2 separate regions of the Homo sapiens genome follow, and region 2 is linked to region 1. A link is a contact called in ENCODE Hi-C or POLR2A ChIA-PET data. All regions are on one chromosome and are shown on one strand. The core of a region is the stretch at or near the end of the contact, and the rest is flanking DNA. Distances in the headings are between cores, read along the strand shown. Region 1 overlaps PM20D2 (peptidase M20 domain containing 2). Region 2 overlaps RRAGD (Ras related GTP binding D).

Region 1 (6,733 bases), core at 2,234-4,733:
AGAATGTCAAACGAGCAGACTTGATTTTAGAAATAGTCAACCTACATTTTTGTCTGTATTCTAAATATTTTCTAGTGTTTAAGTTTCGTTAGTTTTAATTTTTAAGTAAGTTGCTAAGGTGGGATATAGAATTTTAATTCATTCTCAGTCATCACAATAAGCAGGTTACTAAGTACTTAGTTATCTGGGGCATTTTCAGTTTCTGAGGAGCAACAGACAGCTAGAATTGAAATAAGCATATTTGGGGTTATGTTAGTTTTTTTTTCCTTTTAAAAGCATATTATTACTAATACATTTGCAAGTTAGAGATGTATCATCTGTTTTAAAAATAGATGTTGTTGAAGTAGGCCCAAAAGGACTTGGTGGTGAAAATGGGGTGTCGGTGTCATTCATTAAGATAAGGAGTTCAAGAGAAAGAGCAGGTTAGGGTAAGAGGGGGTTGTTATAAATTATTAGTATGTTAAACTTGAGGTGCTTATAGTATTTCTAAGTGGAGCTGTTCAGTACCTGTTAAATCTAGAACCCAAAAAGATGTCTAGTTTGGAGATTTAGGAGTTGTCCATATATGAAAGGTATATAGAAGACATAGATGTCGATGAGGTTGCCCAAATACATAGAGGAAGAAGATTCCCAGAGATCAGACATTGGCAGTCAACGAAGTGGTCAGAGAGAAAGCCAGACAATCAGGAGAGAGGAGAAGTCATGGAAGCCAAGGGAGAAGAAAACTTACAGAAGAGAAGGAGGCATAAATCATGTCAAGTGCTGTAGAGACTGAATAAGATGAATATGGTCTAGTGTCCACTGGACTCTAGTAATTAGAAATTCATGAATTGTCTGGAAGAAAATAGTATAAGACCAGTGGTACCAGATGCTGGGTCTCACTTCTCTACCCAGGGCATTGACTGCTGAGATAGTGGAAGTAGCAAATGAAGACTATTCTTTTTCAAGAGAGTTAGCTTTCAAGGAAAATAGAAAGAGTGGATACAAGCTTGAGGGAAATACGGAAAAGAAAATAGTTTTTAAGGGAAGATACTTGAGAAGTAGATGTAATGTTTAGGAAGGAGGTCAGGGAGTTCAGAGACTTTCCCTCTAGGAAGTAGCACACAGTGAGCATTGAGCTGGTAGGGCTGAGGGATTGAGAGAGAATTGCCACTGAGAGGAGTTGTCCAGGGACATCAGAGTTTCATGTTTTCTTTTGTTCTGGACAGCAAGAAAGCTCAGCTCAGCATGGTTCTGTTCTTTTACCCTAGCAGGTTTCTGCTGTCTAGCTGAAGAAGGGAAGACACATGGCCTGCTCTACCCCGGGTTTGGGTTTTATATAATGGACAAAACAGTAGGATAAAGTGGCTGTGATTTTGGTATGATTTGTGGGCTCTAGGGTCTAGTTCCACAAGTAAGATCTTAAAATATGCAACAGGTTTTTTTTTGTCCATCCTTTTTTGTTTTGTTTTGTTTTTACACTCAGACTCTTTAGACTCTTTAAACACTGGAGAGGCTTTTTCCATCCTGTTCACTGATGTCCCATTACTGTGCATCCTCAGTGTGTGGAGCCGTTTCTGGCACAGTTAAGTGCTTAGTGAATATTTTCTGAAGCAGTACTTCTATAGAGGCTACTATGCCTCAAAGTCTGGCCTCAGTCTGCATTTACCACATAACTAGCAGCTGTGAGACTATCGGCATGTTATTTAATACCCATAAGCCTTGGTTTCTTCATGTTTAAAATGGAAACTGTTCTAAATATTAATGAGAATACATACAAAGCACTTAGGATTGTGTTTGGAACGTAGTATTCCAGATAAATGTTAGCTACTCTTTGTCACATATTCCTTTATTCTCTTACCAATCACTGTGTAGTCTCACTTTGCCTGCATGGTGTTTGACATGTAATAAACATTCAGTAAATATCCATTGAGTGAACATAAGGCTTTGTTTTTACTGTGATTTATTCAACAAGTGCCTGTGTGTCAATCCTGTGAGAAGCTAGATGCACAGTCATTTCAAATACTATTTCTTGCCTCATACAGCCTCATAATTTAGTTTCTGACATAAGCATGAACCAAATCATCCAATACATGGAAAATTAAAAAGTACTGTAAAGGAGAGTAATACATCTCTGTGAGAGCTTATGCTAGAGGAATTTCACTTTATGGGAAGGTGAAGTAAGTAAGGCTTTGCTGAGGAAATGATGCTTAAGATGGAATTTGAAGGTTAAGTAAGAGTTACAGAGATGATGCAGGGATAGCATGTGCAAGGGTCCTGTGACAGGGAGAGCATGGTGAGTGTCTAGAGCGGCTAGGGCATCGAGAGTAGTGGGAACATGGTATGAGATCAGGTTGGAAAGGTGAATGAAGATTGAAAAAAAAAAGACGGCAAATAGAGTAGATGCTGCTAGACCAATTAGGAAACTTCTAGTTCAGGCAAGAGATAATGATAGCATAGGCTGAGGACAGGTGTTGGTGATGGTGATGCAAAGAGCGTTAGGATTCTGAGATATTTGGCAGGTACTGTTGATAGGTGGAGTGGAGGTAGAAGAGAAAGATCATGAGTTTGACTTTAGATATGTTAAGTTTGATCTACCTTGAAGACATCCAAGAGAAGATACCAGGCTGGCAACTGGATGTATGAGCATGGAACTTAGCAGAGACTGGGAAGAGATTTGAGTTGGTGGTGATTTGAAGCAATACATACGGACAAAATCTTGAGAAAGAATATGCAGTAAGAAGAGAAAGGGGCCTGGAATGGAGTCTCCCGTAACTATTATTTCATCGTCAGGTAGAGGGGGCTCTATCCCCAAGAGAGACAGAAGAAGGGGCCATCAGAGAGGCAGAAGGGAAGCCATGCAAGTGCTGTGTCACAGAAGAGAAGAAAGGGAGTAGGTGGCAGTGTGGAGTGCTGGCCAAGAGGGCCAGTAAAAGCCGTGAGACAAGGTGAGGGCAGGTTTGCAGTGACCTTCATGAGAGATGTGACTGATACAGGGGAGTGGGTGGCAGACTCAGTGGAAGGTGAGCCCATGAAAGCATGAGCATACGGACAACTCTCCAAGAAGCTCACTTCTCTGCGTCTCTTCTAACAGGGACTGTGACTTCATAACTCCAGAATACTTAACCACATATACTTAAATAGACTTTTCTTAACTTTGTGTGTTCCAAGGATCTACGGATTTTGGAAATGTTAGTTTTGTGGTTCCTGGAATTCATCCATATTTTCACATTGGATCTAATGCCTTGAATCATACTGAACAGTACACTGAAGCTGCTGGTAAGTGTTGTTGGATGTGACTGTTTTGGCACACACACTCTTCTTCTGGTAGTAGCTGCCTTTCTGTTTAACCTACTATTTCACTACATAACATCACCTCAGTAAATACTGCACTGTGGTGGGCAGTTGGAGAGCCAGTTGAGATACGGGTAGCTAACCTGTGAAATTAAATACAGCTTAAATAAGTAAGGAGGTATTTTATTTTCTCTACCTTTTAGGGTCACAGGAAGCTCAGTTCTACACTCTGCGGACGGCCAAAGCTCTGGCAATGACGGCACTGGATGTTATTTTTAAACCAGAGTTACTGGAAGGAATCAGAGAGGACTTTAAACTGAAACTTCAAGAAGAACAGTTTGTAAATGCAGTAGAATAAAAGACTTAGGGGCCACTTATAAATCAAGAAGACGTGATGATTTTTTTCTTTTAATCTCTTTTAATGAAGGCATGCTTGTTTTTTAATCTTAAAGGAGTAAAATTCTTTTTACCTGATAAGTGAGGACAGGGTGTGGAGAAAACATATTAATTACCTCATATCTAAAGTGAAAATTTTTGCAAATCCGTACTTGATAGGATTATGATATTACAGGAGCTGGTATGTGATGCCATTCTTTCTTTTTTTTTACCCCGCAACCACTCACCTTCACAGTAGTGATACCATTTCTTAACCTGGAGGATACATGGCATCATTTTTATAAAATATGTTAGTAAACCTTTTTGTAAGCCTTAAATGTTATGTGTATTTTTAAAAGCTTAAGAGATTTCAAACCTTATATTCAGAATTGACACCCATGAGAGTGTTTTGTGGTATAGGGTGGTAAACTTGTTCTCTAATCGTATATTAATTCCTCTACCAGATTGTATATTTGAAGCCAGTGTCTTTCCTTTTTTTGTTTTAAGATAGAGCCTCGCTCTGTTGCCCAGGCTGAAGTGTAGTGGCACAATCTCGGCTCACTGCAACCTCTGCCTCCCAGGTTCAAGTGATTCTCCTGCCTCAGCCTACCAAGTAGCTGGGATTACAGGTGTGTGGCACCATGCCCAGCTAATTTTTGTATTTTTAGTAGAGACGGCATTTCACCATGTTGGCCAGGCTGGTCTCGAACTCCTGACCTCAGGTGATGCACCTGCCTCGGCCTCCTAAAGTGCTGGGATTACAGGCATGAGCCACCGCACCCGGCCTGCCAGTGTCTTTTTAATACACATGTGTGTTGGTATTTTTAAATTGTTACAGTATCTAGCATATTGCTTACTCTGAATATTCAGTACTTTTTGAATAAGCAAATATTGCTTCCTTGCTTGGAATCATCAGAGTTTAAAGTAGCTTCGTGGATGGACCATGATCCTAAGATGAGTTTTAATTTTGTGTTTACAGTCATCTCTTGTACAACGTGGAGAAGAAAAGATATACTTACTACTTTGCTTCAGGTACACATAAGAAAACCTCTTTTTTAAAAAAATTTTTATTTTTTTACATAATAGAGACAGGGGCTCGCTGTAGCTTCCAGGCTGGCCTCAAACTCCTGGGCTCAAGCAATCCTCCTGTCTTGGCCTCCCAAAGTGTTGGGATTTCAGGTATGAGACACCACACCTGCCCATTTTTGTTTGGTTTTTTAATGGGCAGGTTCTTGCTCTCCCAGGCTGGAGTGCAGTGGTGTAATCACAGCTCACTGCAGTCTCGAACTCCTGGACTCAAGCAGTCCTCCCACCTCAGCCTCCTAAAGCACTGGGATTACAGGCTTGAGGCACTGCACCTGGCCCTGACCATTTTTTAAAAAGGTTAGGCTTAGTGCAAAGTTTAAAATTATATGATTCTTAAAATACTGAATTAGTTTCTAAACTAAACTAGAGGTATAGGTGGACCTGCTTGAGGTATCTTTGTTTTTATGGAACATTTTTATTACATGCCTTTATAATTTTTCATTGTTCACACCCTGTACTGAAACCTTTTTCTCAAATACCAACTCTTGGCTATGTTAAATTTGTAGACTTTAAAAGATGTTATCTAAATTAATGGTTTAAATATACAAATTGAAAATATTTTCTTTTTAGTGGCAATTTTAAAAGCAGGCCTTAATATGGGACCTGCTTTTAAAGTAAAATATGTGGTACTATGAATTACTAAATTGCTATATACCATGTAATAGTGAGTATAGCTAATATTTAGTATGCCTTTTAAAAATTTTGGACTGCTTTTCGGTTTTAACAAATTCTCCACATGTGAACTACTCAAGAAATTTTCCCTTTTTAATTGCCTCTATAGCACTCATAAGAGCTAGGGCATTAGGATAAACTAGAATATTTTATGTTTATGAATACTTGTATAAACTTAAAAGTGTTTTGATTTCCCACAATTTCCCAAAGGAATGTTTATTTATTAAGAGTTGTGTTGATAATTTAACTGTTACAATTTCAGCAGTTGAATTCAGTGAACACTGGTTGAGGAGTGCCTATTTCTAAGCACTGGGTGTAAGAAGAAAAGACACTTGCAAAGGAAGAGCTAAGATTAACATAATTTCTTTGGTTTTTCTATTGCTTGTTATTATTATGTAAAAACTGGGTGGCAGTTCACAAGGAAGATTGTTGTAACAGAAGAGTGACAACCAATAGTTTTTTGATCATTAAATCAAATTTTGTAAACAGTGGCAGGAGCGTGGACTTAAAACAAGGCTTGCTTATTTGGTTTTGTCAAAGTTTTACGAAAATATATGATATATATTTATACTAAAACTATATAATCCTTAGATTTAGGAAAGCAATCAGTTAATGTCTTTAGCACACTAAAGCAGTATTAAACACAGGTACAAGTTGGAAATTGTAGAAAACTGAAAGAAAACAAGACAAAATGTCTATGGTAGGGAATAAAAGAGTTTAAGATATTATGTAAAATTATGTGTATTTTCTTCTCTTTTACATAAATTGTTTGTGAAAAGTGTGCTCAACTTTTTTACAAGAGTGATATTAACTTGGATTTATTTTTCAATATAATTTGGAGACCCTTTGTTATCCAAATAAAATTGATGAGTTTCTGTGCCTGTAAAAAAAAAAAAAAAAAAAAGAAAAGAAAAGACACTGTTGCATGCCCCAGAAAGCTTGTGGTGGGTGGTAAGTTCTCACGAGATTTATTTATCTGAGCAACATTGGGACTGAGGGAACATCTGAAAGCTACCATCTTGAAAATTTTTGAGGAAGTGTTTCTGAAATATTTAAAAATACTTAAGTCAGTCATTTTGAACAAAAGAAATTGATACAATAAGTTTTTTTTTTTAAGGATGATTGTCTAATTTTGTAATATGTTGTTTTTTAAAAACCTGTCTGATGGTGTTTTATACATTTCTAACTTTTTACCTGAGTTATCTCTTTAGTCTTTTGGAAAATACCCTACACAATACTAACCTTTAAAACTATCAAATTTTTGTTATAAGATAAATGTTATCTTTGTACTAGATAGCAACCCTTTATAAGGTTGTAAGGTATAATA
Region 2 (6,833 bases), core at 3,557-6,056, 210 kb after region 1:
AGAAATTTTTAGGTAAGTCTGGTGCTAGCATTATTCTACAAAACTGTTTACACCCATTATAAATAGGGGACAGTTCTTATTGCTCCTGGAGCTTGTAGCTCCAATCTGTTCCAGCTCCACTGAAAAATGATTTTTCTCAACAATTGGTAGCAAAGATTTCCAAATTTACAAAAAGTCATTACCAATGCATCACTTTTTGATTAATTTCTGATTGCCATATAGATATGGACTACAGTATGCATGTCCTTGACACCAAGTACAGAAAAAAAGCTTAGAAAAGTCGTTTTATCAAAGTTCAGTTCAATGAGAAACATGAAAAAGTGCAAAATATGTACAATTCCTGGCAGTTCTCACACGGGATTTTTTTGACTACAGACCATAAAAGTTTACATTTGTGTAATGAAATGACAATGGATTTCACATCACTGTTAATATACAAGTTTTTGCTTCAAAGTGCTTACTTTATTTATAAAAGAGAAGATCAAGAGGGTTGCAGGAATTTTTTTTTTTTAACAACAAATCAATGGTATGTGTCCCAATCTCCTTCTTCCTCTTCCTTTAGTGCAACATGGCGCAGCAGCCTCATGGATAAGGTCTGATTTCAAAAGACATTCCTGAAACCTCACCTACAGCAGCACTCTAGGGGTCCCATTAGGGGTGGCTCTCTTTTTCTTCTGCAGCCGATTCTGAACCTTTCGAGATTTTACTACTTTCATTCTCACCTCAAAAACTTCATGAATGGCCTTCCGGAAGCAATGAAAATTATAGTCAATTAGCCCTGGAGAAGAGAACAAAAATATTTATAAATGTCACGTAGAAATAATCTCCATCTTTTCATGGGACCCATGGCCAGGACAAGCCAGTAGGGGGCAGTAGAGGATGGTCTTAGCGTAAGGACCAGAGATTTCCCTGGGATGTCTGCAGCTGGCCTTCAGAAATTGCTATAAATCTTTAGGAATTATAGGCAAAGTCTTGTGAAGGAAGATTTTTCCTGATGCAAGGTTGCAGAGCATAGACCATATTTTCAAAGGTTCCTATGACCCAAAAGATTTAAAGAACGACTGAACTGAACTTTTTTTTTAACCTTTCAGAATTAAAGATTTCTTACAATTAAGAGAAATCTGTAATGAAAAATGTTTCTCCCCAAAGGGCATTATTAGACTGAGTAGAGGCAGATCCTGACTTGGGATCCCAAAGCTGTGTATCAATCAATAAATATTTACTGAGTATCTATTATATTTAAACCATTCTCATAAGCCCGAGGGAAAGCGAAGCCCCTAATTTTAGAGTGTTAACAGTCATCTCGCCAACTCCAGCAGAAATTCAACAACCAATGACACTCAGCTTTTCAGTATTAAGTATTTTAAGTGGAGAAATAGTAGGAGGGAATCTTCTTGTGTTTTCAGAAATGTATCAGTGACACAAAAAATAGAATAAAAGATAATCCAAAGTCTTGATGAGTGCATTTTTCATCATTACTAGTAATTTGTAAAAGTCCTGAGAGCAACATTATGTTTACACCAATTAGGATAAGGTGGTCAGTTCTATTTACTATCTTTGAATTTATTAAAATAACTAGCCCAACAATTATTTCTATCTATCAGTGGATGCTTCTAGAGCCGCGTCCAAAGGAAGAATTAGGATTCCGGCCAAGGATTAAATTCTTCAAACTAGTTATACAACTAACTGCAAGGGGAGGGCGGGGAGGGCACCGTCTCGGTTTCCAGGAGCAGGAAAACCTCTGAGTAGTGCCCTCTGCTGCTTCTGCAGAGAGAGTGAACCACTAGTGCAGTAAAACCAGGAGTCAATTTCCTCAAGGAAAGACCAATGTCACAAGCAAGGGGAAAAGTAATAAAAACAAAGGAGCAAAGGAACGATTTTTAAATGGCAATTTGAATATGAGATGTGAGAGCCTCAAGATTCTCTGCTTTTATGTGCAACAAACTGTCTTAAAAAGCTTAGCTAAAAGAACTTGGCTCAATGAGAAGGGTACAATGAAATACTCAACTTGGGAAATTTCAGACATATCCTGTTCTTATTTCTGAGGCAGGGTCTCACTCTGTCACCCAGGTGGGAGTGCAAGGCTCAATCACAGCTCATTGCAGTCTCAACCTCCTGGGCTCAAGCAATCCTCCCACCTCATTTTTGAATTTTTCCTAGAGATGAGGTCTCACTATGTTGCCCAGGATGGTCTTGAACCTCTAGGCTCAAGCAATCCTTCCACTTTGGCCTCCCAAAGTGCTGGGATCATAGGCATGAACCACTGGCACCCGCCCCTATTGTTCTTGACAAACCTTAACTTACATATCTTTGCACATTTCAAAATGTAACAGTAATCTTGCTGTGTTTGGAATTTTAAGTAAAAGTTCACAACTGAGGCTTTTTAAAGACAGTAAATATCCATAAACAGTGTTTGCTATTTCAACCCTCATGAAAAGTTTTTGAAAATACATGAACAGAGACATAAACAAAATAAACACTCTCTTCACCCCACCTACAGTTCATAAGGCCCCACATCCTTCTCTGGTTCAGGAGTTCTCAACCCTAGCTGCACAATAAAAACACCCAGGCACCAGGCACACCAGGAGGCCAGGCACAGCACAGCACTTCGGGAGGCTGAGCAGGGAGGATCACTTGAGGCCAGCAACCTTTAGCCCTGACTGCCATAAAGTGGTGGTGTGATGTTGAGAGAAAGTCATTTATATTTTCTAGGCCTGAGTAAAATCATCTGTGACATGAGAGGGTGAAACAAGGTGTATTCCTGTCTATCTTTAAAATTCCGTGATCTATTATATAATCTGTTCTTGTTTCTAGCAAGATGAAAATAAGGAGTAAAAGATGAACACCATTTAATTTACAGTTCTGAGGCCAAAGGACACAAAAGGCAATTTGGTCAGTCATGGTACACACAGGAAAAATACAGGACATCACTAAGCAGCAAGAAAATGTAAATTCACATAATATACCAGTTTTCAGTTAACAACTTTTAAAAATACTAATACCCAATATTGATAAGAACACAGCAAAATAAGTATTCATATTCTCTTCGCAGCATAAAACCAGAAAATCTTTCTGAAGAACATTTTGGTAATATGCATTAGAAGCCCCCAAAATGGGCCTACCCTTTTGATCTAAGTAATTCCACTTTAAATTTTTCCTTAGGAAACAACCAAAGATGCACATAAATATTTAGTGCAAAAGAGGTCATAATGATATTATTTATAACATTAAAATCTAGAAACAACATAGATGTCTGAAAATAGAAGAATCTAATACAATCATTAAAATGATGTGGTTAAAAAAAGACGGTGAATTGGAAACATGTCTGTAATAATTTAAGTGAAGGTTATAAAGTAGAATTCATCATACAATCTATCATAGTCCTTTTAGAAAATGCATATGCAAGAAAGGACTGGAAAAGTATACAGGAAATGTTAAGAGTAGTTATCTGAATGAGAAACATCGATAATTATTGTTTTTTTGCTAAATATTATTTCTAAATTTTCTAAAAGAATCTATTACTTTTCTGATAAAAATAAACAATGTAAATTAAGTTTTCATGGCCAATGAATTAGGAAAATTTCATGATATACGTAAGTGAAATATATGTAATATAAAATATAAATATTTTCATATTTGTATTAAATATAAAACTATATTAGAATATAAAACTATATTAGACAATATGGCCCCAGTTTTGTTGGAAGGAAGGAAAAAAAGGAATGAAGGAAGGGAGAAAAGGAGCGAGGGTAGGAGGGAGAGGAAATAAGAGAGAAGGGCCAGACGTGGTGGCTCACTCCTTTAATCCCAGCACTTTGGGATGTCGAGGTGGGAGGATCACTTGAGCCGAGGAGTTTGAGACCAGCCTAGGAAACATGGTGAGACCCCAATCTCTACCAAAAACAAAAAAAAATTCCAGGTTGTTGACATGTGTCTGTGGTCCTAGCTACATGGGAGGATGAGGTGGGAGGATCACTTGGGCCCGGGTGGTCAAAGCTGCAGAAAGCCATGACTGTGCCACTGCACTCCAGCCTAAGTAACAGAGCGAGATCCTGTCTCAAAAAAGAGAGAGAAAGGGAGAAAGAAAATCCCAGAAATTTAACATGGGTTTAGCTCTAGATGGTGAAATACCTGGTTTTATTCTACATACTTTCCTAAATTTTCAAAGCATTTTTAATTTAATGGGCTTATATTGCTTATAATATAGAAGAAAAAGGCTATTTCAGGATATGTTACTATAACATATTCAGGATATGTAACTATTTGTTGGAGATTTTCTTTTACCCAACAAATTAGTAAACCATACCCTATTACTAACAAAAGTCCCTAGCCATATCAGTAAGCTAGGGACTTCTGTTAGTAACTTTTGTTTAGATATTATAGAAGGGGGAAATTAGTTTAATTGCTTTTGTTTCAAAATAAAACTGAATTTGATCCTAAAAAAAATTTGGTGGAGTTAAATATATTCATGGTCTTCCCTTTCCGGAATCATGATGCCATCCCTGTGTTCTGAAGATTTAAGAAGTATTTTGAGGCTGAACAGAAGTCAAACCACCTGTTGTCCCCTCCTTTACATGGGAAGAACAAAAGATCACACGGTTACCTAAGACCTTCTAGAGGTGTGGAGCAAAGTGGAGACCTCCACCCTCAGTATAGGCTGGGAGTCTGCTCCCTGGTAAGAGACTTCATTCACAGCCTGGCAACAGTGCCCCAACTAGCTTCCCCCTAGCAGAGATGCCAAGGCCCCTGGGAGGATCATGGGGTTCCACTTCCACCTCGCTGCAATCGCAGATGCACCACTAGAGGGCAGGCCAGTTCACTGGCCCAGAAGCTGACACTGGGGGCAGGAGCCCGCCCCGCTCTGAACTCCAAGCCAAGAGGGCCTGTGACTGGCATCTGGAAGTTTCGAGGGCTATGCTGTTGTCCACCCACATTCAACAAACAATACATGCAGTAGCAGTCTGATGCTTCTTTTAATGCTTCTTTTAAATCACACCAAAAAGTTACCTTTTCTTTCAAAGCTTTCCTCTCTGACAAAGCAAACGAGAGCCAGGAACTTTGTCACCTCTTTTAAATAAAGCACGGTTGTATTATTAAGCTTTATGATGGCTGTGGATTCCTTGTCATAGGGGGTTCCTGCTCCATCTTCTTTGAGACTAAATGGGGACAGAAACCAAAACATGTGACCATTGAGAAAGAACTAGAAACTGTAAGCCAGTGACAAGAGACCGGCTTTAAGCCACAAAAAGTGATAATCATAAGTTGTTTACACTTGCAGTGCCTTTCAGCAAAAGAGCTCAGAAACACACAGGCACAAAAACATACACAGTCCTCAACAGTCATTTCCTACTGACAATGAGTGGCTGTCTGCAGCAGCTGGGACACTCTCCAGGCACCTGAAGAAGCCAGTTGAAGGATGAGGTTAGCTCTCCCCACCTCCGTGGCCAAGGGCTTCTTGTTTTCTCACCTAGAATAGCCAGGCTGTCAAAAGCGTGGTCTGATGAAAGACTAAGAAAGGCTGAAGATATGTTCCAAATTCAAGGAGTCTAAAGAGACCTGAAAGCCAAGTGCTAGACTGGATCCTGAATTGGGAAAAACTGCTATAAAAGATAGAATTGGGACCACTGGTAAAATCTGAATATCGTCTATATATTAGATAATAATGTAGCCATGCTAAATTTGCTGAACTGTGAACTGGTTCAATTTACTCTCAAATGGTTCACTGAAAAGAAATAGATACACAATATGTATTAGAAAAAGAGAGATGCAGCAAATATGGCAAATTGGTAAAAACTGATGAATCCCAGTGAAGAGTTATACAGGAGTTCATTTTACTACCCTTGTATATTTTCTGTAGGTTTTAACTTTTTTTCAAAATAAAGAGTTAAATAAGATATATAGGTCTATTTGGCCAGGCGCAGTGGCTCACGCCTGTAATCCTAGCACTTGGGAGACAGGTAGATCACGAGGTCATGAGTTCAAGACCAGCCTGGCCAATATGGGTGAAACCCCATCTCTACTAAAAATACAAAAATTAGACAGGCACCACGTGGTGGCGCACACCTGTAGTCCCAGCTACTCGGGAGGCTGAGGCAGAAGAATCCCTTGAACCCAGGAGGCAGACGTTGCCGTGAGCCGAGATTGTGCCACTGTACTCTAGCCTGGGTGACAGAGCAGGACTCCGTCTCAAAAAAAAAAAAAAAAAAAGATATATAGGTCTATTTAAGAAAAGGTGTGGTGTGCAGACACAAGTGACTTGGGTTTGAATCTCATTTCTTTTATTTGCTAGCTATGTGAGCTTGGACAAGTCGAATAACTTCTTTGAGCCTCAATTTCCTCATATGTACACTAACAGTAATTATTTCAAAGTTTTCTAATGAAGATTAAATGAAATAATGCATATGTAGCACTAAGCATAATGCTGAGAACATAAAATACACACTTATTATCATGGCTTTAATGACTGAAACTGGACCCTCTGAAGATACCTGTGTAATAAAAGTGTTATGAATCCTTTCCTCACAGGCAAAGGACACTTCCCTAAACCTTTTCCCCCTTACCTAAAACTGTACATAAATTTTCTGATTTATTTTTACTCCCCAAATTTATGAATAACTGACCAGAAATTTGACTTAATTGGAATTGTGTTAAACCTTACCACATTCACTGAGAACTAGCATTTATTAAAGCTTACTATGTGATATTAACCATTCTTAGTTCTTAAAATGCATTATCCTCTGTCTGCTATAAGAATCCTCTAAGTTTCTAAGGAAACTGAGGCTAGGGGAAAATAAGATAACTTGGTCAAAGCTGACGATAGGGGTAAAGTCAGG

The links. A loop is a pair of places that touch in the nucleus more often than their neighbours do. ChIA-PET counts read pairs that join two places held with the same protein, here RNA polymerase II (POLR2A). Pooled maps may share reads with other maps.
Region 2: a pooled map shows a loop between it and region 1 (2.1-fold over the local background). The contact joins two enhancer-like sites. A Hi-C loop is called at or near these places in 2 of 50 pooled maps. POLR2A ChIA-PET finds 5 or more read pairs at or near these places in 3 of 52 experiments (H1, activated T-cell and activated naive CD4-positive, alpha-beta T cell).

What each region holds. Positions count from the first base shown.
Region 1 is chr6:89,158,633-89,165,365 of GRCh38, forward strand. It overlaps PM20D2 (peptidase M20 domain containing 2), which reads left to right. Exons shown (of 7, transcript NM_001010853.3): 6 at 3,151-3,258; 7 at 3,477-6,733. The coding sequence ends at 3,631. Among named protein-coding and RNA genes, the nearest start is that of PM20D2, 16 kb to the left of the region's middle. Within about 2 kb of position 3,484, at least 8 of the 41 ENCODE cell types and tissues checked have a DNase peak (open chromatin) inside an H3K27ac peak, as active enhancers do.
Region 2 is chr6:89,367,430-89,374,262 of GRCh38, forward strand. It overlaps RRAGD (Ras related GTP binding D), which reads right to left. Exons shown (of 7, transcript NM_021244.5): 6 at 5,008-5,156; 7 at 1-778. The coding sequence ends at 627. Among named protein-coding and RNA genes, the nearest start is that of UBE2J1, 18 kb to the left of the region's middle. RefSeq lists enhancers at 608-837, 4,661-4,955, 4,865-5,084, 5,455-5,574. Within about 2 kb of position 4,807, at least 8 of the 41 ENCODE cell types and tissues checked have a DNase peak (open chromatin) inside an H3K27ac peak, as active enhancers do.